Linked DNA regions of Mus musculus: regions 1 and 2 are each linked to region 3. A link is a loop called in an ENCODE intact Hi-C map of the cell type or tissue named here. Cell type or tissue: left cerebral cortex. All regions are shown on one strand. Each heading gives the region's core, and the rest is flanking DNA. Links, peaks and the distances in the headings are about the cores only. Region 1 overlaps Gm34304 (predicted gene, 34304). Region 2 has its middle 33 kb from the start of Gm34581. Region 3 has its middle 73 kb from the start of G2e3.

Region 1 (7,434 bases), core at 769-5,768, 1.9 Mb before region 3:
AATATAAATTTGTCAAAACAAAGAGAACACTTACACACTATTTATGGTCCTTATATAATTCTCTGTCTCTTTATAACATTAGAGATAAAATACTTAACATCACTTATGACTAATTACAGAAATATCTCCTAGGTATTACACCAGCTGAAATGCATCTTGATTTGATAATTAAGCAGCCCTTCCAAATACTCTGGCACACACACATACTTGAAAGAAGAAAAGGCCAAATACTTTTCTTCATGTATCACATGCAACTGGGTAGAAAATGAGGAAATAGAGAATAATAGGTGGACACCTTAAAAACCTCTGAGTTCCATTTTTTTCTCTGTAATAAAAATCATCTGTAATGTGGTTAATAATTTTTCTACATCTCCTTTAGAGTCAAACAATGCTGGGGGTTAGCATGAATGCAGAGATTTACTGCATTGATGACTCACTACCAGTTGAGGGCAGCAGAAAGCCATTTGGGAGAAAATGAGTCTAAGATGTCACAACTCTGCCATTGCATGAAGTTAAAGACTCAGCTTTTTGTAAGATCTGAATTTGTAGAAATTAGTCTACAGGTGTGCTAGCAAGAACAGACTAGCCAAATACATTAGTGAAGGACATTAAGTATCCACAGAGACAGACAAGACACAACGCTGGGAAACGGAGGGTGATCTGGACTCCATTCAGCTTAGTTCCCAGAATGAACTGATTCAGTCCTCTTTCTCCAGAGCTGCTGATTTGAATGGCATCTTATATTCTTTTCATCTCCAAAGTTTTGCCTCCCAGGATGACTACCAAAGATGTTGGGTGGACAATCTTTCTTCGGCAGTGATGCCTCTGGTGGAGACAGCATTAAATCATTAACATACAGACTGTGCTGTTTGTATTTCTGTGTTAGGAACACACACTGAAACAGTGAAAAAGAAAGAAGCCATGAAATTTTTATTAGATATTTTCTTTATTTACATTTCAAATGTTATCCCCTTTCGTGGTTTCCCCTCTGAAGACCCCCTATCCCATCCCCCTCCCCTGCTTACCAACCCACCCACTCCTGCTTCCCTGTCCTGACATTGCCCTACTCTGGGACATCAAGCCTTTTCAGGATCAAGGAAGCTATGAATTTTTAAGAAATCAAGGTTTCGGGGTGTAGAAAGGAGGATGGGGAAATGACATGATTATATTATAATCTCAAAAACATTTTAAAAAATGAATATAAAGAGAAAATCATAGCACACAGTCAGTTTATCTCATTAGGAGTCCCAACACTTTAAAAGTTGAGAGTCCTCAAGTATGTGTGGTATAATCCTACTGTGGGGCACATGAAAAAGTACTTTGTACTGTGAAATATTTCTATTTCCTGATGTACTGGCTCTGAGCCTAAGATGGGTAAGTGCAAGCAATAGCTATTGACACCAAGGCCAGGGTATAATGGCCTTTTCTGTGTCTTTCAAACTGAATGGCCTCATGTAATATGTTCATTCTCTTGGTGAATATTCTTAGAAAGTTCACAGGAGAAAACATGCCTTGGTAATCTTATATAGTCTAAGCACCTGTAAACTGAACATTCTAAATCTGAAATGCTCTTAAATCCAAACTTTATAAATGTCTAGATGCCATTTTATAGGTTTTTGGATATGAGAGAATTTGATATTTAAGGCTTTTCAGATAAGAGAACTTCAACCATCAATGTCTACATAAATATTCCAAAAAATCTGAAATACTTCATATCCCAGGAATTTGGACTAAGAGACCCTCACATTGCACAAGCACAGTGACATAGTATCTTAATTGCCATTCCAAGGTTTAGAGGAACAGAAAGATATTGAGAGAACAGAATGGCACCTGAGAACGAAACCTTTGAAAGACTCCAAATTTGCCTCAAAATGAACCCTATACCTTCTATTAACTCTTGGCAGATGGAAATTATACTCCGTGTGTGTGTGTGGTGGTGGGGGTCTATGTTTGTGTGTCTGTGTGTGTGTCTCTGTGTGTGTCTGTCTGTCTGTGTGTGTGTGTGTATGCAGCCTGCATGAGGCTGAGAATATGTACATTCTGAGTGTTGTGTGCCTTCTATAAACACTCCTTTCCTTGTTAAATCTGTGCAATAACATTCCTAGTTGTATGGAAGCTGGGAAAATCTTACTATCAGCTGCTGAAGGAATATTCTCAAAGTACCACAGAAGCCAGGAGAGATGTAGGCTGTTTGCAGCCAGACTACTTTGGATCTGGTACCTAAAATTATTAATCTTAATTTATAATTACAGTAAGGATATGAGAACATGTTAGACCTCAAATACAGCTGCCTCAGCATTATGGCTTTGTGTTCAGTCTAATCACGTCCTCACATGATTTTTCTGGATGGACAGCAAAACAGAGCGGAGTGCATGCCAATGAGTTAGTGAAAGGCTGACTGAAAAAAGTAAAAGTTTTTTGGTTTTGTTGTTTTGTTTTCTGTTAAAAACAAAAGCAAAAATGAGAAAAGAAGAATATGATGAAATACTAGGGGAAAAAGAAGAGCTTAACAATTTTTATTACTGGTGAACTGCCTGTTAGATCAATTCAGAACTGATACTGAATCTCCATGTCCCCTTCTCAGGGAAAGAGTGGTTGCAAGTAACAGTATCTTGCGATGAGAGTTCATGCTTTGCAGATTCATAGGCCTTCTGAGCTGTATGAAATCATAAAAAAAGGTTCATAAAAAAAGGTTCATCCTTTTCATTTTGTGTATAAAAAAACAAAGGTCAGGAAAAGCATCGTGGCTAGCTCAAGCTCAACCAGATGCTGACCAGCATTCCAGTTATCATATGTCAGACTATCAGTTTAGTTCCTGTGCTAGCTTGCAGGCACATTGCACAGGAAAATCAAGGGAACTATAAGCAAAAGTAAAGTGCAGTCAACAAAACTAACCCTAAAGCATGGGTCCTTGTATTCCAAGGGCCCTCAGCTGCCTTGCTGATAGGAAACTAAAAACACACTTTAGCAACTACGTGCACAAACCACACCTATACATATGGCCAGCATACAAAGTCACAGGAATGAGATGAATTCTTCTACTACCTCAGTCCAACATATTAAATGCCAAGCAAATGCTAAAGTGGTTTTATTCTGAAAATTCTTGGACTCTCTAGTCTGTCATTGCTAAGACTGCACCTGTGCCCACAAAGTCCATTTATAATCTTCTCTACAAAAAGAAAAAGTGGAGTCCGTTCAAGCATATGAATTCTGTTACTTTGAATTTCAAAACATTTTGAGCAATGGTGACATAGAGAAAGCACAGATGTGGTTATTTAAAAAAAAAAAAAAGATAGAAAATTTAGTGTGTTCCTGATACTAACTAAAGAGCAGTCTTAAGTGAGTAACCAATGCCTCAGAAGAAATACCAAAATGTCTATTTGTTTCTATTTTAATTATGTATATGTTTATAACTCTCATTATCAATTCTTGCTGATAATTTGTAAAATCAATGTAATACAGCAAAGCTACCTTGGAGGAAAACCTGACATGGAAAAACATAGTTTAATTTATCTGTGTTCATGGTGTAAAATTTGATATTATAGAGTTCTCCTGGTAAGACAATCACACTGTATTAGAAAAGCCCACTGTGCCTCAGGAATCTTAAAAACAGCCAACACTCTTACTTTCATCAATACTCATCCCTATGGTCACTAGATGGCACTGCTGCTATTTGAATGAAATTTCACTTCCAACCTTTTTTTAAAAAAAAAACATAGGGTTTGGAAATGATTTGGGGTGTCATTTCTTGGGAGTTTGTACAAACAGAAGATATTTGGCACTTTGTATATTAACAACTACAGTAATGTTTTGTTAAAGAAAAAAACACTACAAAGGTGAAGTAACTTCCTAAGAGGAAGAATGGTAATGCCAGAAGATCTTGAGTCTGCATGTCACCAACTTTTAGGTGGCAGGAACACTTCATCTGTGAATCACAAACCATCACTAAACCCACTGTATAACATTTATTACACATCTGATTTAACTTGGCTTTTTGCTGATGATCTTCTCCTAGGAAACTGGATCGATGAATCATGACTTTTTGGCCAGAATTATATGAAAGTGTATAAAGCTTTATAAGATGATCACTCTCTTGGGGGGTGGGGGGGTGCATCCCTTCTTGGCAAGGGATACCAACAAGCCCCCAAAAGTAGACCCTAAAAAGTTCTTCCAACTAAAGAAACATACCCTACACATGAGACCATGCAAAGCACAGAGCATCTCTGTGGCAATTTCTTGTGGCATTTTCTTCAGAGGACTGCACTGAAGAACACTATAGAGTCTCAGTGAGAGCCATCCTGACTTCCCCGGACAAACTTCCCGGGGGAAGGAAAGGTGGCACTGGAGAATAGATGGACTAGGATTTGCTGCTAGAGGCAACCAAGAGCTTTAGCTAGACTTAGGATAGTCCTACTCTTTAGAGAGAAGCAAAGCTGTCCAGTTTATCCCCGGGGATAACTGAAAAGCAGCAGAAAGGGGAGGGAGCATCCCACTCACTAAAAGTTGTTGTACCCCCTTTCCAGACCCCATATTAAGAAAAGAGGAGAAGTGAGGGAGTGGTGACCATGCCTTGAAAAGAAAACAAGAAAAGAAAAGAAAAAAAAGCCAACATTGCTTGGGAAAATCTCCACAGATGAGCATTTCAGTTGCATTAAGTGGTTCCCATTAGCAGCCTACCCACGTAGAGGAAGGCTAGCACGCTGTTAATATAATGCAGGAGAGGGATGATAGACCTCGGAGTGAAGAGTGGAAGAGCTAGCTTTGCATAAACCAAAAAAGGAAAAAAAATCTGAGGATTTGAGTTCTTAGGGCCTTGCGGTAGAGTGGTGGAGTGGGCTTAGAACCCTCAGGCCTTAGGCCACCGGACAGCCATCTAGTGTTTGTGATTTTTAAAATACATATTTAACTACCTTAAAATAATTTAGACATACACCAGGAAAATAGTTTAATGGTTCCTAATTGAACTGCTATTGAGTCAGAAGAAGAGGAAGAACCCTCAGAGGGCGTCCAAATCCCGCGTGGAGCATCTGAGACTAGGAGGCAGGAAAGTGGGGGGAAAGGGTCTGTCTCGGCATCACCTCCGCTCTCTTCATCTTATTCTTGGAGAAAAGTTGGTAGACATAGACTAGAAAAGAGAGAGAGAGAGAGAGGAAAAGGGAAGGAAAGGTGAGACATCTAAGAAAAAATAGGAAGAGAGGGAAGGAAGAAACCAGGGGAACCGAAGAGATAAAACTCATCGGAAGTTCGGGTACTAGCTACACTTATTTTTTAAAAAGAATTCAATCATTCTGCTCCTTTCTCGTCCTGCTAGCTTAAACATTTTTATAGGCAACTTCGGGCAGATAAAACTTTGAAGTGAGATGGGGAAGGCTGAATGTCTGGCCTGGATCACCATAGAGGCTGCGGCGGTGGCAGCAATGTCCGCTAAGGGAATGTAGCGCACATTAGGAAATTCTTCTTCCAGCCGCCCTAGCCTCCTTTAGAGTATCCCTGCCCAAAGCTTAAATTAAAGTGAGTGGGAAGGTAGGGTGGTTCTCCCCATCTCCCCATTGGATCCAAGCGATCCAACAAGACTTAAAAGCGAAAAGTCCTGCCGAGCGGAGCTCCAAATTCTCCCGCAAACCGCATGCGTTTCTTGACAATACAGGACTGTGCAAAAATCTAGATTTTTCTCTTGCGTGGGTCTGGCTCCAGGGACACAACCAAACAAAATCTGCATTATGGGTATTCCCAGTAGCCTACCTGGGTCGATAAAACTTACAGGACTAATTAGATAAAAAGCAGGGGCCCAGATTTTGTATGCCGGCGGAGCAGGGGGCGGGAACTGGTTTCTTTCTCTGCGCAAAACCAGAGGGAGCCAGACTAAGATGATTCTCTCTTAAACTGTTCCTTTAAGGGACCTGAAATCGGGCTGCTCTAAATGAACCCCAGGTAAAAGAGAATTGCCTCTCCAGCACCTTCCAAATCCTGACCCGCTTCCCCGGTGCACTCCCTGGCACTTTCCCGGGAGATCTACACTAACGGAGAAAGTCTCCGGTTTTTGTCAACCGCGCATAACAATTACTAAGAAAATATTGTGACGATGTTTCAGGGCGGAAGGGGATATGAGGGGGTGGAGTGAGGGAGTTAGTTTGGACAGCAATTTGCAAAGAATATTAACTGATTCTCCGGGTCACCGCGGGGGTAAAGGGGTTGGCATTGCATTATACAGTTGTTCCTCTAGGTGGCGGACTTTAGTACCAAACAACCGCTATGTGAAATGTTGACTTCAAATAGGATTAAGCTTCTTGGTGGTTAAAAATAATAGTAGTAATAATATAGAGGTGTGGGGCTGTTTTTCCCCTTTGGGGTATTTATTTATTGCAGGGAAAAGTCATTGATTTTCCTAAGCAAACTGTGTTTCTCCTTCGCTTGGTGGAAAATAAAAAACTGTTTGAATAAATAAGTTATTTCTGAACATTTTGTTGTCAAAGTGTTAAATGTTCCCGTCATTTTTATTCAAACACTAACATGATTACAGCCAATTATATATTCACCAGTGTTCTTTATTTTAGAGTAATTGTACTTGTCACTAATAAAACAGAGGCATAATGGATCGCTACTGTTCTGGATTCTCAAGCAATTTTGTGTAATTTGATTGAATTATACATCTTATCTGCTACTTTTTTATTTTTATATTTGGAGATCCTATTTTCTTGAAAATTGCAGTTCTATGCTTGTTTTTACTGCTTTTCCAGCAACGTACATTTCCGTAATGCTGAGAAATAGAAAGAATCTCTTTGAAATGTCGGAAATCAGTTGGTTACAACACACACACACACACACACACACACACACACACACACACACACACACACAAACACTAGTTCAGCATCGGAAAGCCCTGAAGTCAGGGGAGTCCAGCAGTGGCTCTGCTCCCCTGACAAGTTCAGTGCCAAGGAAACTCCCCATTCGCCCCAAAGGCAGTCACCTCCCTGCCTGGATGGAGTCTTTGGGGCTTTGTCTCTTTCCTGTAATGATACTGTTAGGTGTCTAGGGCTTCAAACATGCCAAGACAAGCCGACCATGGGTTCTGTTCATATGCAGTATGTATCAAGGGGGAGAAATATACACAGCACAGCTGAAAGATAAACTGTATACAACACTCCAATTACACAACCCTCAAGTGCCTTACCTGCCGGCTCATCCTCACCTCCCCACAATTACAATGACTATCTGTTTGAGCTTTGAGGGGGGCTTTGCAGGGAGCTATAGGACCAGCATCAACTTACCAACACCCCTCCCAATCACAATTTTTTAAATGGGTAGAACACACCCATCTACTCAGTGTCCATATATTGGAACAAATCGAGGAATGAACCTGACAGCAGACAGGCAGGGCTATGATCCTATAGGGATATCTCCGGAACTGAAGGATCAGAGAATGTGCAGTTC
Region 2 (7,434 bases), core at 835-5,834, 330 kb before region 3:
AAAGGAAAAGAAAATAGCCTTTCAGTGTGTCTGTGGATCACCACCTCCTGTCTCTTAGCCTACACTATCCCTTTTCTCTTCAGACCTTCTAAAACCCTGGACCCACTGACCCTTTCACCGTATTGATTCTCTTTCTTTACCTATATGTATGACTCCTATTGTAAGAATATTAGTACTTCACTTAAACCTTTCGACACCCCTCCTTCCAGTAAATTTCTTTTTCCCTGTTTTATCCCAATGCAGTAAATTCACCAAGCCCATATGCTATTGTCTAAATGTGCAGATTAGAGCCAGTCTTTCTACTAGAGCCCAGGAACTGTGTGCCAGGGCTGGGTAGTGCTTCTTTGCCTGACTTCTGAAGGCTCTGACACTAGAAGTTCTCTAAGATCCAACCGTTCTGGCAGTCCGTGTCTCCAGTCATTCACCACTTAGCCTGTAAGGAACTTCACTCTGGTAAATCCTCTTTACCCTCCTGGAAATCATCACTTCGCCATGGCTCTTAACTGAATTTCTTACCACTTGTTTGTTTCTATTTGTCAAATGCTCCATTGTTTTCCATCCTTCGTGTTTTGCTTTTTTAACATGAACTTCATCTGCATTTGATTTTTATATGTTTAACTTTATAAATACTTTTACCTACCCATCCTTTGGACTATCCAGGCTTTGTGATGGTGGTGATTTTGACAGCAATGGCATGAGTGGTTCACAGGTTACCCCTTCTTCAACAACAAAGCCAAATCATCCATGTCTCCAGTGTTTTTCTAACCATTTTCCAACCCCATGACACATTCAGCAAAATGGTTGTTGGTTGTAGCCATATATGTTAGGGTAACAAACCCTGTGTTCGTGATTCTCACCTCTGAACTTCGCCCATGCCAGATCTGTCCATGGCTATCAGAAGCACCAGGACACTGAGATTTCAATGATGCTGAGCTACATGGACTCATTAGGTTTATATGTATATAACCCTCCTCCAATCTTTTTCTACATATTCAGCCAGTAGAAAATATGTTTAAGTCCTGATTGCTTTATACCAGGATTGTAAAGTTCCTTTGGCTTCTAATTCAACTCTTATACCCATTCATATATAAAAAAAAAAAAAGAAACATGGCTAGTCTTTCAGACACTTTGCTCTTATGCAACTCACCTATAAAAACCCACAAGCACATCTATTGATTCTCTCTATCTTGTTTATATCATTTCTACGTGTGTGTGCTTATAGATTCTATACTAGACCCTACTCCAACTCCATCTGAGCTCTCCTACTTGTTCTCTGACATGTCCCATGTTTTAGTCCACTCCATCTTTCTGGCATTTCTTGTAAAGGAATATTTTGCACAGAGCATTTCTTGCCCTCTGAATTCTCATTCATACTTTCTAAAAACTAAGCCTTACTAACCTCTTAAAATGCACATAGAGAAACTACAGACAAGACTCAGCTGATCAGAGACTACAGACAAGACTACAGACATCAAGACTACAGACATCAGAGACTACAGACAAGACTCAGCTGATCAGGTGCTTTCTATGAAAGCATGAGGGCCTGAGTTCAGATTCCTACACCCACATAAAAAGCCAGGTACTATGGCAAAGTGGCAGAGTCTAAATGTCACGACACAGATGCCACTTTGAGGTGAGCTGCTGAGGGTGACACAAAAGCTCTCAGGAGAGTTCTATGGGGGCAGCACCTGGTACATTCACATGTCTTACGCTGTTGATGAATCATAGGCAGTAGATGGTGATCTCAATGAAGACGTCATTAGATACATAAGTAACTGATGCCTCTGACAAGATCTTCTGCCCACACTAAATAAAATAGATGGATATTTAGCCTACTAAATAATAACTTGAGTTGCCTGATCCTGCTGTATCTAACATGGACCAAATTTCACTGTGAGTATTCCTGGCCTCCAAATTTGGAAGCAATGATAAAGAACATGGCTAAGAGATCTCCGATATGTGACCTTATTTGCTCAGGACTCTGTTATGTATCTCATCTAAGGAAAGTTCCTATTATCCAACTTTCTCATTTTTTTCAGGGTGTAGTATTCTACACCATGTATCTCAAGTGGGAGTCTGGGTCCTGTCCATGTTCAGTGTTAATTAATGTTTGGCCCTCAAATTTAAAATCAGTAATTGCACTCTGAAAAGATAGATCACAGACACACAGAAATGGGGGAAATGCAGGTGGCTATGGAGGGAATTTTGTATATCAAAAGAATCACTGTTCATTGCTAACATACTACCTGTCTTTCCACATCACCCTAACTAGGATATTACCTGTAAGAGCCAGAGCCATACTTCACCAGTATTACCTTAGAATTTGGTATTGTACTGTCCATAGAGATCTGGTGAAAGATTATTGAGCAGATAACAAATTTTCAGTACGAAAATTAGGTCTTAGAACTACATGTACTCAAAAAATGGAACGATTTGGTCCATTCCAAAACAGCTTTGTGATTTGCTATGTTTTTCTCTGGCCTTTTACTGCTCAGAATTCATGCCAAGGAAGAAATGCTAAAGCTCCCATCTCTTAAATATGTAGATTCCTGACATTTGGTTGCTTCATGGATTTTGCATTGCATAATGACAAGTGTTTAATTTTATAAACTGCTCCTGTAATAGATCATTTTCAAGGAGAGGCTTAATCTGGAAATGCAGTGCAAAGTGCCATTGCTGAATTAGACAAATGTCTTCCCTGAGCCAGAGATCCTTTCTGTAGTAAATGTTTTCAAGCATTGACGGCTTGGAAGCCATGGAAATATTCTCAACACCCAGCTGGCTGGCTGAGTCAGAAATGAGATGTCCCATGGTTGCTTGGTCTGCCAAGCTGGTATATAACAACCCTCAGGAAATCTCAGAGTGAGAGAAACACAAACAATTGATTTGTTTTCTGAGGTCCAAGTGGCCATACTCGGTCTAATTGCTAATTCACTTTCATCACCACAGAAAGAAAGAAAGAAAGAAAGAAAGAAAGAAAGAAAGAAAGAAAGAAAGAAAGAAAGAAAGAAAGAAGGAAAGAAGGAAGGAAGGAAGGAAGGAAGGAAGGAAGGAAGGAAGGAAGGAAGGAAGGAAGGAAGAAATCAATCTCAAGCAGAGAGATAAGGATCAGAGGAATGATTTATGGGCTCTCAAAAGGGTGCTGGTGCCTTCCTGACATCAGACCGTGAGTAACTCCTAGATAGCTCATGTTCGGCTGACCCTCCCTTGGTTTCTTTACCACAGAGCATGTCTATGAGTTTTATCTATTTAACAGAATTCTGATCCAGAAAAAAACATAGAATTGATCTTCAAAATAAAATGTCTAAAATATGCATAGATGTTAAAAATAGGATTGGCTTCATAAATTATATGCAAAAGGTTGTTCATTACAGAGGTTACAATCAAGATTGTCCATATTGTAAATATACTATATAAGTTCAACAGAAACAATGAAAAAATATGGTACATATTTAGTATGACTTTTTAACCCAAAGAGTCACTCACAGCCCCCCTGCCCCCCTAGGAAAGCAGTCAGTCAAGAAAGTAACATACAGCAAGCCGAACTGTGGACAATTCTCATGGGGAGCTGGGGCTAGAGAGAGTCAGCTCAGTCCTTGAGAGCACTTGTTGCTCTTGCAGAAGACCCTAGTTGGGTTCCCAGCAGCGAACTGCCTGTAACTCCCGCTCCAAAGGATCTAGCACCCTCTTCTGGCCTCCTTTGGCACTACACTAACATGCATACATGTGCATGCACATATATACACAATCAAAAAAAAATACATCTTAAAAAAAAATAAATTGGGACCAGAGATAAAAATCTATGAGCACAGCTCCCATGTTTTGGGCACTAGTCTACATTTGCTTTAACGGTAACCTCATCTAACTATATGGATATTATAATCATCATTATTATCTGTATATCATCAATAGCAAGAGTAATTTTACACAGGCTAAGAAACTTGGTCAGGGCTACAGAATGAGGATCTGAAAAGCTGGGATTCAAACTTAAAAAGTCAGATGCCAAAATGATGCTCTCAGGTCTTATAACACTCAGGATGCTGATGAACCAATGCTAGCAACTTGTCACACCTAAATTTCAGTTAATCTAGATGTCTAAAGTCACTCTGCATATGAAATAAGTTTATTTAATATATTATATTAAGCGAGCCTCTGCTTCCTTGGTAGATTGATCAACACATTCTTCTTAGGTTGTAAATTACATTTACAATAAATCTATTTCATATATATGTATATATATATGTGTGTGTGTGTGTGTGTGTGTATGTATATATATGTATATATATGTGTGTGTGTGTATATATATATATATATATATATTCCATTTGTATGTATATCACTAGCTTTCAGCCCTCATTTTTCCATCTCTGCTTAATAATCTGTCCTTACTAGCCTAATGCTTTGCCCACTACTGATAACAGCCATATGTAGAATTTTCTGGGAATATATTAGACTCGTACTTTTAGATGTCTCTCACTGGACCAGCACCGATCTTCTTCACGACATCACCCACTTTCGAGATCCATTCTCCCTCTGTATTGATTATCCCCTAGCTTATTACCCATACTAGGTACTGGGAAGGTGATCTTTCTCCAACCTCTCTGAGACTGGTGCTCCTGCTGTTTCTTTTTCTCCACTTTGTCCATTTAAAGGGAAACAGCCCTTGTCTTTCCTTTCAAAGGCGTGTCCTCTGCCCGCTCCACGTGGAAGCATGCTCCATGATCTCTCTTTCCTCTTATACTTCCCATGCTTTAACCTTCTCTTTTGTCTAGGAACATCTTCAAGTTAGGGTCTGTGGCAGTCCGGGACATGCCACCTTAGTTCATGACTAACCTTGCTGAAGATCTCCTGTGCATGGATATTATACAATCTTCACATAACATTTCATTCAGTCTTCACAGAAACCTTAATAGGTCGGTGTTTTGTTTTTGTTTTTGTTTTGTTTTATTTTTTTCTGTATTACTGGCATGTTATTCTTGAGAAAATTATGCTTAAACACATTGGCTAAGGTCATATAGAAAATAACTGGGTAGTGCCAGGATTTAAACCATGTTTGATTCCAACTTCCATAATTCTTTCCACTACGTCTTACTTGTTTCTTAAAATAAAGAAACCAACCCTCTGCTGCAACCCTGCTGTGTGACGCTCTCATTTTGTCTTTCACTGCCAAACTTCAGTTAAATACTGCAAGTGTTTATTAAACATTAGTTCTGTGCAAGTGACCGAGTTGTATGCTTCCCCCTGGGGGAAGACAGAGATGAGCAGAATCAACTTGATCTGCTAGAAGCGTGCAACCTAGTGACTGCGTCAGATATGTAAATAACAATAAAACCACAGAGAGAAGTGCTAAATAATAAAGTCAATGGAATCTTCTGAGAATTCAAATGAGAAGCAAGTAACTCTGGCTGAGGGAGAGTGGAAACACAGAATTTTATAAACTCAGCTGTGCAAGTCTCCCTGAAAGCAACCAGCCAGTCCCAATTGACCTGCGACTCCACCTTCCTGATGTTTCCTTCCTACCCTCTCCCATCCCACCACGGAGTCTCAGAAGTGGTTTTCCTAACCCCAGAACTTTCCATTTCTCACCTCCTTTCTTTTGAGATACTTCATTATGTCCAGCTGAGAGCCCTCATTGCCTACTTGGATAAATACTTCCCATGGCTCTCTGCTGCCCACAAAACAAGAGCACACTTTTTAATTTCATTCTAAATGATTGCAGCCCTACTTTACAGGGTTGTTATAAAGATCCAATGTGATAATATATGGATTAAAAGATGGGAAAGCCATAGTCATGCTACAGCTAAGCTGTTGTTAACATTATTATATATTCAACACTTGGTCAGTGTCTGTTTCCTGAACTGCTTATAAGTGCCATTTAGACCACCTTGTTCGTTTCTTTGTCTTAAACTTCGTTTTACACGTGTCTCGAAACTACCCATAAGAGCCAGAGTCTTGAGAAACCATTCTCCAGTGATCCCGTGGACATATTTAGGCTTCCCAGGTCATGCCTGTTACATTACTTCTCCATATTTCAGTGCACATGGCACAGAAAGTTATGTACACGTGATCGTGTATATCATACCATTACTGATTGCCTATAAACTATTTAAAGGCTAGACCTAATCTATCTATCATGGTATGATTGATGTGCCTATCACAGAATTCAGTGTATACACTCTAATATTGTCTCATGGAAGACAAAATTAGGATGTTATGCTGCTCTGTGGTAGAATACTTTCAATAAGAAACCAAGGGAGGAATTTCCCATCCATTCCTTACTGGGATTTAATTCAGATGATACACATCTATATAAAATAGCCCCATTGTGACAATCATTGCAGAAGAAGAAAACCCCGAATCAACCAATCCCATCTTGTGACTGCTCTTCCATGATTTTTCCAGTACCATGAGCTGCGTGGAAAGCCTAAATGGCAATCATTTGCTTTGCCATCCTTTTCTCAGAAATTCAGAATTCATAAATGGAAGCGATTTTGAAAATCAAAACGAGTTGCATAATGTCTCAGCAAAAAAAGTCATTCTCTCTCTCTCTTTCTCTCTTTCCCTCCCTTCCTCCTTCCCTCCCTCTCTCTCTCCTCTGTGTGTGTGTGTATGTGTGTGTGTGTGTGTGTGTGTGTGTGTGTGTGTGTGTGTGTGTGTGTGCTGTATACATGTGTTCATGGGTGTAGATGCATGCGTGTACATGTGTGTGAATGAGCACATGTGTCCCTGACTCTCTCCTTCTGTATTGTTTATCTCAAGTAACTAGGGGTCTAGTTTAAATGTAATCTTGTAGTAAACATCAGGTGATACTGCTAGGAAAAATTTTGTACTCAAAGAGATCCAGGACTATGGTCAAAGCGAAAGTTTGTGGCTTTTGTTGTTGTTGTTTTGTTTAGTTTTTAGTTTTTGTTTTGTTTTGTTTTGTTTTCGATCTAGTGTAGTCCAGAGAGCTCAGTTCAGTCAGCCTTTCTAAACTGGCTATGACTCAAAGTCCAGGCAGTAAACTAGAGGATATCTGAGCTCCAACTCATGTGAACGGTGGGCAATGCCAAACGTCTAGAGTCAGCTCTCGGGTGTGCAGATAGTAGGATGACCGTTAGTCTTTCACTAGGACAGAGCATCATCTGGTGCTGCTTCATGGCCATCTCTACTGCTCTGTTTGGAAACAGATGTCTCCTCCCTGGCTTCACTTGAAATTCACAGCAGGGCTGAGAAGGAGTGAGGTCCTCTGTCAGAGCCAGACTTGGCACATTGACACATTTCTTCCCGGTGCTGACCCCGGTGCCTCTACTCTTTGAGTAACCACACATATCTAGTAGCTCACACGTATCTGTGAATGTGTTATCTTCTACATCTGCAGAAGCTGCTTACAGGGACGGGGTGTTGGGAAAGTCTCTCTTTTTTTTTTTCTGTCCATGTGTTTTAAAGCAAAAT
Region 3 (7,434 bases), core at 1,698-6,697:
CTAAGCCCTCATTAAAGAAGCTTTTGTTTGCAATAGACAAAATGTGGTGATAAACACTGAGACCCACAATTGCTCAAAGTACACAGAATAAGAGACTGCAGAACGTTCAGCTCTAAATGAAACATATACACTGAACTCCCCCTCCTGAAACTCAGGGATTGCTGTAGAAGAGAGGGCAGAGTGAATGCAAGAGCCAGAAGTGGTGGATCACTACAAGAAAATACAAATGCAGCAAGGTAGCTGTGTTTATGAACTCACAATGGTTGGGACAGCATGCCCAAGACCTGTGCAGGTCCAAGACAGACCAAATTCTATCTTGGAGAGTTGGACAGGAGAGTTGGGCACAACACCACATACCTAGCTGGAGAGGGATTGTTAATTGTTACCTGCTAGAAGAGGAAGAGTCAGTGTTCTCTAAAAGCATTAACTTTCAGAAATTAACCATGATCTGCTGAAGGCTGATGGGGTGATATAATTAAAAGGGCACAAAGTTTCATGGATAAGGGAAGTGGGGTGGACCTTAGAAGACTTGGAGAGAGGGTGAAAATTATCAAAGTATGTTGTATAAAATTCTCAATGAAGTAATTAAAATATCTTTAAAGACAAAAAAAAATTCCTCCACCCCTGATATCTCATCTCTTTGGACTCATGAGAAAATGACTGGTTCTTCTCTTACCATGTGACACTATTCCTAGGATAACGTAAATAGATGTCTGCTTATCCTCGACAGGGGATTGGCAGCAAATGCTACTAACTCGTTCAACTTGAAAACCAATGTTGGAGCTGGGCGTGGTGGCACACGCCTTTAATCCCAGCACCCAGGAGGCAGAAGCAGGCAGATTTCTGAGTTCGAGGCCAGCCTGGTCTACAAAGTGAGTTCCAGGACAGCCAGGGCTACACAGAGAAACCCTGTCTCAAAAAAAAAAAAAAGAAAGGAAGGAAGGAAGGAAGGAAGGAAGGAAGGAAGAAAACCAGTGTTGGGTTTACTTATAGAAGTATGGGTGAGGGGTTACTTGAGGGACAGAAATTACTAAAAGGGAGCTCCATCACAAAAGCCTATATAGGCATGGATGACAACTCACGTAAGCTGTAACCCTGGAAGTCATTGTACACCGTGAGTTTCTGGAACACCCTGAAGGTAGCACAACAGGTTAGAGGATGCCTCTTCTAGACAAGCACCTCAGCTTGTCTGATCATCTCTCAGCAGTGCTTACTGCTTCTACATACTTGGGGAGGGAAGGGCCTAGTGAATCTGGTCAGTTTCAGGCACTTCCTAATGCTTTGCAGTTGTCTACTCCCTAAGCTTAAAGAGTTTCCCTACAGGATGGAGTGTTTTACTTCCCTTGAGAGCATCCTGTCTATCTATGTAACAGATTCCTAGCAAGATAGAAGGTTGTCTCTTGATTTAAAAGAAGTTGCTATGCCAATGTCCTCCAGAACCCAGGGAGTGTAAAATCACTTCCACCTTGCCACACTTCAACAAAAATCTGTCAAGTTATTCAGAATCTCCCCTGCCATTGGTGTCTCCTCTGGATAATTTTCCCTCCACTAACCCCACCCCCCTCCCTTGGCTATAAATCTCCATTTCTCCATGCTGTATTGGGAATGGAGCCCATGTCTATTCTGAAGTCTCTTCTCACTGCAATATTTCCTGCATATAATATCAATCTGTTTTTACCACATTACTGTCCAGCTCCAGGCTTTTCTTTAATTGTATGTAATTTTGTGATAATAAATTGATAGCGAAAAGAAATAAACATTTGCTTCAACCTGGAAAGTTTTTATTTAAAGTGCTTACATATATTGAAAAATCAGACTGGTGTCTTTAAAGCTCCAAGTTCTCTGTTTATCTGTAAAATGTGTGTATGATCGCCACCAAAAAATTCTACGCTTCCTTTAGATGTGAACCTCTGTCTGCTGCTCTTAAAAGTGAGACAAGGGTTCAGATTCCAGGTCCATTCCGTTCTTGGCTCTGCTGCTCAGACTGCCAATTAGAGCATTTTGCAATAGAGACATCTGTCCACTGGACTGAGACCAGCTCATTTCACCAAGCAGTTGTCAAAAGATACTGACTTTCTGTCGCAACCTGCCTTGGATTCTAGCTCGTGCCCTCTGAGGTTATAGGGCTTCCTCTTCTATCACTAAATCCTTCAAATGGCCAGAAGTTAGGCAAACTCATTTTCAAAACTAACTAATTACAAAATCAAAAAGTCATCCTGTGTCCTTTGGTTTATGGAACTTTTGCTGGTGCTTACATTTATCGTTTACCAAAAAAAAAAAAAAAAAAAAAAAAATCACTTAAGCCCACTTTTATTCTTCGAATCTGTGAGAATTTGAATTGTCTTAAGAGAAATGTATGTATGTAGTAAACGTGGCTTGAATGGATTTCCCTTGAGCTACTGTTATCTGTTAGGCTGGGAGCTAATGATGCCAGCTTCAATTTCCTGAAGGTATCTGCTGAGTACCTGAGAAATGTTCTCTATGCAATATAACTAACTTGTCTTTTCAAGGTAAGAAGTTCTATAAAGAGAAAGGTAACATTTGAAGTTACATTAGTCTGAATGTAGTTTAGATTTTCAGCTACATAGAGTTGCTTTGAAAGATGAAAATAGCTTTATTGTTACATTTTTTGTAGTGGGTGTGTGAGGTGATTAGCTTCCAGGTAAAGATTATGTAACTGTATTGATCGGGGCACCGGGGTCTCGCACTCTTAATGAATCATGCCAACTGGCAAGAAGAGCTATAAAAGTCCACCTGCTTCTCGTCTCTCTCCTGAGCTTACATTTATAAAGGAGAGAAGCCTTGCTCGCAAGTTAGGAGAGACAATGGTGAGAGAGGCTTCAATGCTTCCAGATCATGGGTATAAACAAAACAAGGTGCTGTGTCTGTCCCTTGTGGTATAATTTTAAAATTAATTAGGTGATGATAAAACTATTCAGCTGAAATGATGGCAGAGCCATGAGACACACAACACAAGCGTCTGTCAGAGAAACCTGCCGTTCAGACAAAGCTCCAAACTTTATCAAGCTGAGTGCAGACAGCAGCTAACCACACTCCAGGTTCCGCTTGCCCCTATTTTACCTTTCTAGGATGCAGGTAGGTGTTTAATAAATCCCACTACTCCTTTGGACAGGAGGAAACAAAACAAAATATAAAGGTCTTCTCCTCATTCCGTATACCTGGGCAATTAAAATTTCTTCTTTCACAGCCAATGGCCCCTGTAGCTGAAGCCTGTTAAAAGTACAAAATTTTTAAGATGTGGGGAATATTTGTGCCAGGGACAATGCTTGACCAAACATAATTAGCCGAATTTAGATAAACTCTCAACCTGGCTTTCTTTAACTTGAATAGAAAAACATCACACACTTCATTGAACATGAATGGATTTGAAAATGAACATTTGGATTATCTGTAAGAATATCTTCCCAGAATAATAGGCCCAAGATTTTTCGATATGCAGCCTAGAGTTCTTTGTTGACCCAAAGAATGCATCGGCCTTCTGTTTTCTCTGTCTACTCCTATTTGCTGATTTTTGTTAATATTTATAATAACAGAAATAGTAGGTGAGGGAAAGCAAGAGAATAACAGATCCATTGAAGTCTTTACTCTTTGTTTTTTTTCCAGTGCTTCTCATGAATTTTCTTGGGGATAATTAGAGATAAATGGTATGGTATTATGTTTGCTCAGATAGCAATACAAAAATGCCTATTTCCGTCATTTTCAGTAATAGACTTTCAAGCTATATTTTCCTCAAACTTGATCCTCATTATTCCAGTAATATTTAAGCTATTAATTTCTCCAGAGAGTGCTTTTTGAAAATGGTAAATTATAAGACAAATCCTAAAATTACATTTTCTTTAATTTACAGTATTGTTCAAGCTGTACCGTTAGCATAAATGAATAGTCTGAGCTGCAGTCTGCAATAAAGCCTTGAGCATTAAACAGTTGGCTTGGAGACAGAAACATTAAGAATATGATTGAATTTTTTTTTTACAGAAGATGAAATAACAGCGTGCGCAAAGGCTCATTTATGATAATTCTAACATTTCTGCTACAGTTATAGAAACGTAACAACATTTACCAAAGAGAAAGGAAGAAAAGAAAGAAAGCGAGAGAGGTGAAGGGCTTTACTTTCTAACCGACTGCAACGATATCCACTTTGCCCTTCGTGAAGCGATATTCGCAGTTACATGTGTTCTCCTTCTTTTGAGTTTCAAGTTTACCCTTTGGAAAAAAAATACAAAAGCAGGGCTTTTCAAAACAGAAGTCAGTGAAAGCAAATGTGTTGGTACTTGATGTTTAAAGCGCAGGCATGGTATAAACATGTAGGGGTGGAAATGGAGTCAGTCAAGCTGCTTGCGACTGGGGAAGACAATGGACTCTATAAGGGGCTATAAAACATCAGCATGCTGACTTATTTCATCACGAAGAGATGCTAATTATGCTAATGTACAATATAGAAGTTTGCCCTGAGTTTAAGGGTATATTTATGTCATTTATTTATTATGCTTCATTACACACTAGTTATAGCCGCTTTCCTTTTGGTTTACCTTTTCCAAGGATGGGAATTTTGAAATAAATATAGGGACTACCTTTCTATACGACTCTGAAGACCACTCTCCTTGAAGACATGGACAATCTGGTTGGTGCATTGCTAACAATAACCAGGGCTAGGCAAGAAAAGGAAACGCTTTAAATTCTCCCAGACTAAAATCACTACCGCCATCTAGTGGTAACTGACTGTGAGTCTCCCAAATTCCAGAACACATCAACAATTTTTTTTTAATGCCATTTTGTTTTTTAAATTCGTGCTTATGTCAGAGAGTTGCGCTTTATAGGGAATTTGGCGAATTGTTGTTAGTTTTCTGGAAGACGACACTACAGTCTGAAGAAACGTGGTGTCGTGAGCTGCAGAGTTTCATTCCTAAAGCCAATGGCATTAAAATGACAGGGCTGCCATGTAGGTAGGGCGACTTGACACCCGTGGGCAGAACACTTACTAATCACCACTGAGTGATAAAAGCCCTTCCAGGGTTCAGGACAGTGCCTGGAAAACAGCCCGCTGGCATGAGAGCAGGTGGGGGTAACCACAGCATCAGAAACTAAGGTGTTTTTAAAGACTTCCATGAGCAGGAGATCGGCCTTTTGCCCGGAGGGAAAGAATGTTAACAGGGGAATCTCACCAAGAAGAATCCCAATGGACAGGCCATGTTAAATTCACCCCAGTTTACTGCAATGAGATTATATGTCCCTTTTTGTCTCATCGCAACTGTCCGCTTCTCGGTTAACCGACATGTAAAAATTCAGTTTTGCCTGTTTCGATGCAGAATCTTGATCTTCTTGCCTCTACCTCCCAAGTCCCAGGATTCCAGGCATTCACTGCCATGGCTGGCTTTGGAGAGATGGTGTGCCGTTCAGGGTGTGAGGCTGTCACTGTCAAGGGGAGGAAAGATGTTAATACATGCTCTCCCTTACAGCATATGCAACACACACACAACTCAGATGAAAATTTTCTTCAGTGAGCGTGGGCTGGGGAGGACTTCAAAAGACAGACAAAACTTAAATCGTCTTGAAAGAGAGAAAATGAATGATACAACCAGAGAAGACCAAGAAAGGTGTGCCCGGCAGTGAAAGTCAGAAGCCTGGAAGACAAGGTGTAGCCCTGCATGTTTGGAGGATCACAGACAACTTCGTCCCTGCAAAAGTTTCTCTTATACACATGTGGCCAAGAAGGTGGGGGAGAGTGGGAATGTGTGGAAATGGATATAGGGGTAGCTATTAGGATGGTCTTACATGCCAAGATTAAAAAAAATGCTTCACTATATCCGTGGTCTATGCACAGCTTACCATGGCATTATTGTGTCCAAGAAACACAGGACATTGTGCTCTGACATAAGCACACATCACTATTGTCTTTAGACTTGGGGGGGCGGGGATTGTCACTGTTCTCTTAGCAGGTGGAGAATAAAGGGGTTGAGGGACACAATGGCATGCGGAGCCTTGGAAAGGCCCCTCTGTCACTGATGTAAAGGACAGTGGGATAGGAGCAGAGTATATTCCTTGTTGGCTGGGATATTTTCCTTGTACAACTAACACACATAAGTCTGCCATCCTGGTCACCTGTGCTTTGTTCTTCCTCCCCTCCCCCTCCCTCCTCTCCCCTCCCCTTCCTTCTCCTTCTCTCTCCTTCCCGCTTCTCCCTGAGTACTGAGTACTTAGTACTTCCCTGTGAAGTGTTTTAAGATTATTATTAATTCTATAATGATTGTTAATCCATATATGCAATCTCTTAACAAATTATTTATGATTATGCCTGAACTGGTTAGTTAAGGTTTTGATGCTGTTGTTGCTGCTGCTGTTATTGTTGCTGTTGTTGTTTCTCTATTTTTGATTTGTTTTTTTTTTGTATGCAATCTCTTAACAAATTATAGTTTGTTATCTCTAATTTGTTATGCATTCACTGCCATTGCATATATGCAATCTCTTAACAAATTTATCTATAATTATGCCTGTGTGGTATTATTGTTGTGCTAGGGTTCAGGGATGGCTGAAGGAAGACCCCGAACTCAAATAGTATGCAAGAAGAAAGAACATTTATTCTGCAGAAACAACAAGTATGCAGGGGCCACCACTGCATCAAGATGGTGACTCCAGACAAAGGCGCTCAGGCCTTCTTATAGGGAGATAGGGGATCTCTCTAGAAGGATTAAGTAATCTCTAATGTGATTGGTGGGAGCTAAAGCCCTGACATTCAGTACAATTTTGATTGGCTACTATGTTAGAGTTAGGTAATCTAAAACTTCATTGGTGGGTGTCAGGATGCCCCATGGACTGCATTCCTGCATCATAAATGATTAACCACCAGATGGGCTGCCCTGCACAGATGGTCTATCCTGAGATAAGATAACTCCCATTTATGTGGCTATCTTCAGGCTGTTCCTCAGGTAGGGGATTTTATACTCTTGTTCCTGGACTTCCGGGTCTGCTGCTGGAGTGGATGACCTATATGGCCTAGCTTCTGGAGCTAGTATCTTAAGGCTTTTTTCTTTTTTAATCAGGCCTGGTCCTTAAATGGAGACAAATGGGATTTATGTTGCCCTTTCTGTTGTTGTTGTTGTTGTTTTGCTACTGCTGCTGTTTGGTCTATTTTGGTTTTGTTTTGTATTTTTAATCAGTTTCACACAAACTCAGGTTACCTGGGAAGAGGGAACCTTTGTTAAAAAATTCCTCCATCAGACTGGCCTGTAGGAGTCTACCCCAACATAGATAGACTGGGTAATATAAGAGGCAAAGTGAGCAAGACAAAAAGAGCAAGCCAGTTTTTTTTGTCATGTTCATAAATTAAAAACTAAAAAGCTAGAGCCTGTGAGACGTTTCAGTGGTTAAGAGCACTGGCTGCTCTTCCAGAGGACCTAAGTTCAATTCCCAGCACCC

Evidence for each region. Peaks named below come from ENCODE experiments on the same cell type or tissue, not always from the same donor. Only the 100,000 strongest peaks of a DNase experiment are listed, where the experiment ranks them.
Region 1: it touches region 3 in a loop (5-fold over the local background); 9 of 42 quality-filtered maps call a loop at or near these places.
Region 2: it touches region 3 in a loop (4-fold over the local background); 3 of 42 quality-filtered maps call a loop at or near these places.

Annotation. Positions count from the first base shown.
Region 1 is chr12:49,368,689-49,376,122 of GRCm38, forward strand. It overlaps Gm34304 (predicted gene, 34304), which reads right to left. Exons shown (of 2, transcript NR_168648.1): 2 at 41-895. Among named protein-coding and RNA genes, the nearest start is that of Gm34304, 9.4 kb to the right of the region's middle. In left cerebral cortex, for the core only: a CTCF peak has its summit at 3,655 (motif pointing right); no DNase peak of the experiment used is centred there; H3K4me3 peaks cover 658 bases; H3K27ac peaks cover 1,684 bases.
Region 2 is chr12:50,944,482-50,951,915 of GRCm38, forward strand. No RefSeq gene overlaps it. Among named protein-coding and RNA genes, the nearest start is that of Gm34581, 33 kb to the right of the region's middle. In left cerebral cortex, for the core only: a CTCF peak has its summit at 3,687 (motif pointing left); a DNase peak (open chromatin) is centred at 2,716; H3K27ac peaks cover 966 bases.
Region 3 is chr12:51,271,657-51,279,090 of GRCm38, forward strand. No RefSeq gene overlaps it. Among named protein-coding and RNA genes, the nearest start is that of G2e3, 73 kb to the right of the region's middle. In left cerebral cortex, for the core only: a CTCF peak has its summit at 4,741 (motif pointing left); DNase peaks (open chromatin) are centred at 4,249, 4,716 and 5,486; H3K4me3 peaks cover 1,015 bases; H3K27ac peaks cover 682 bases.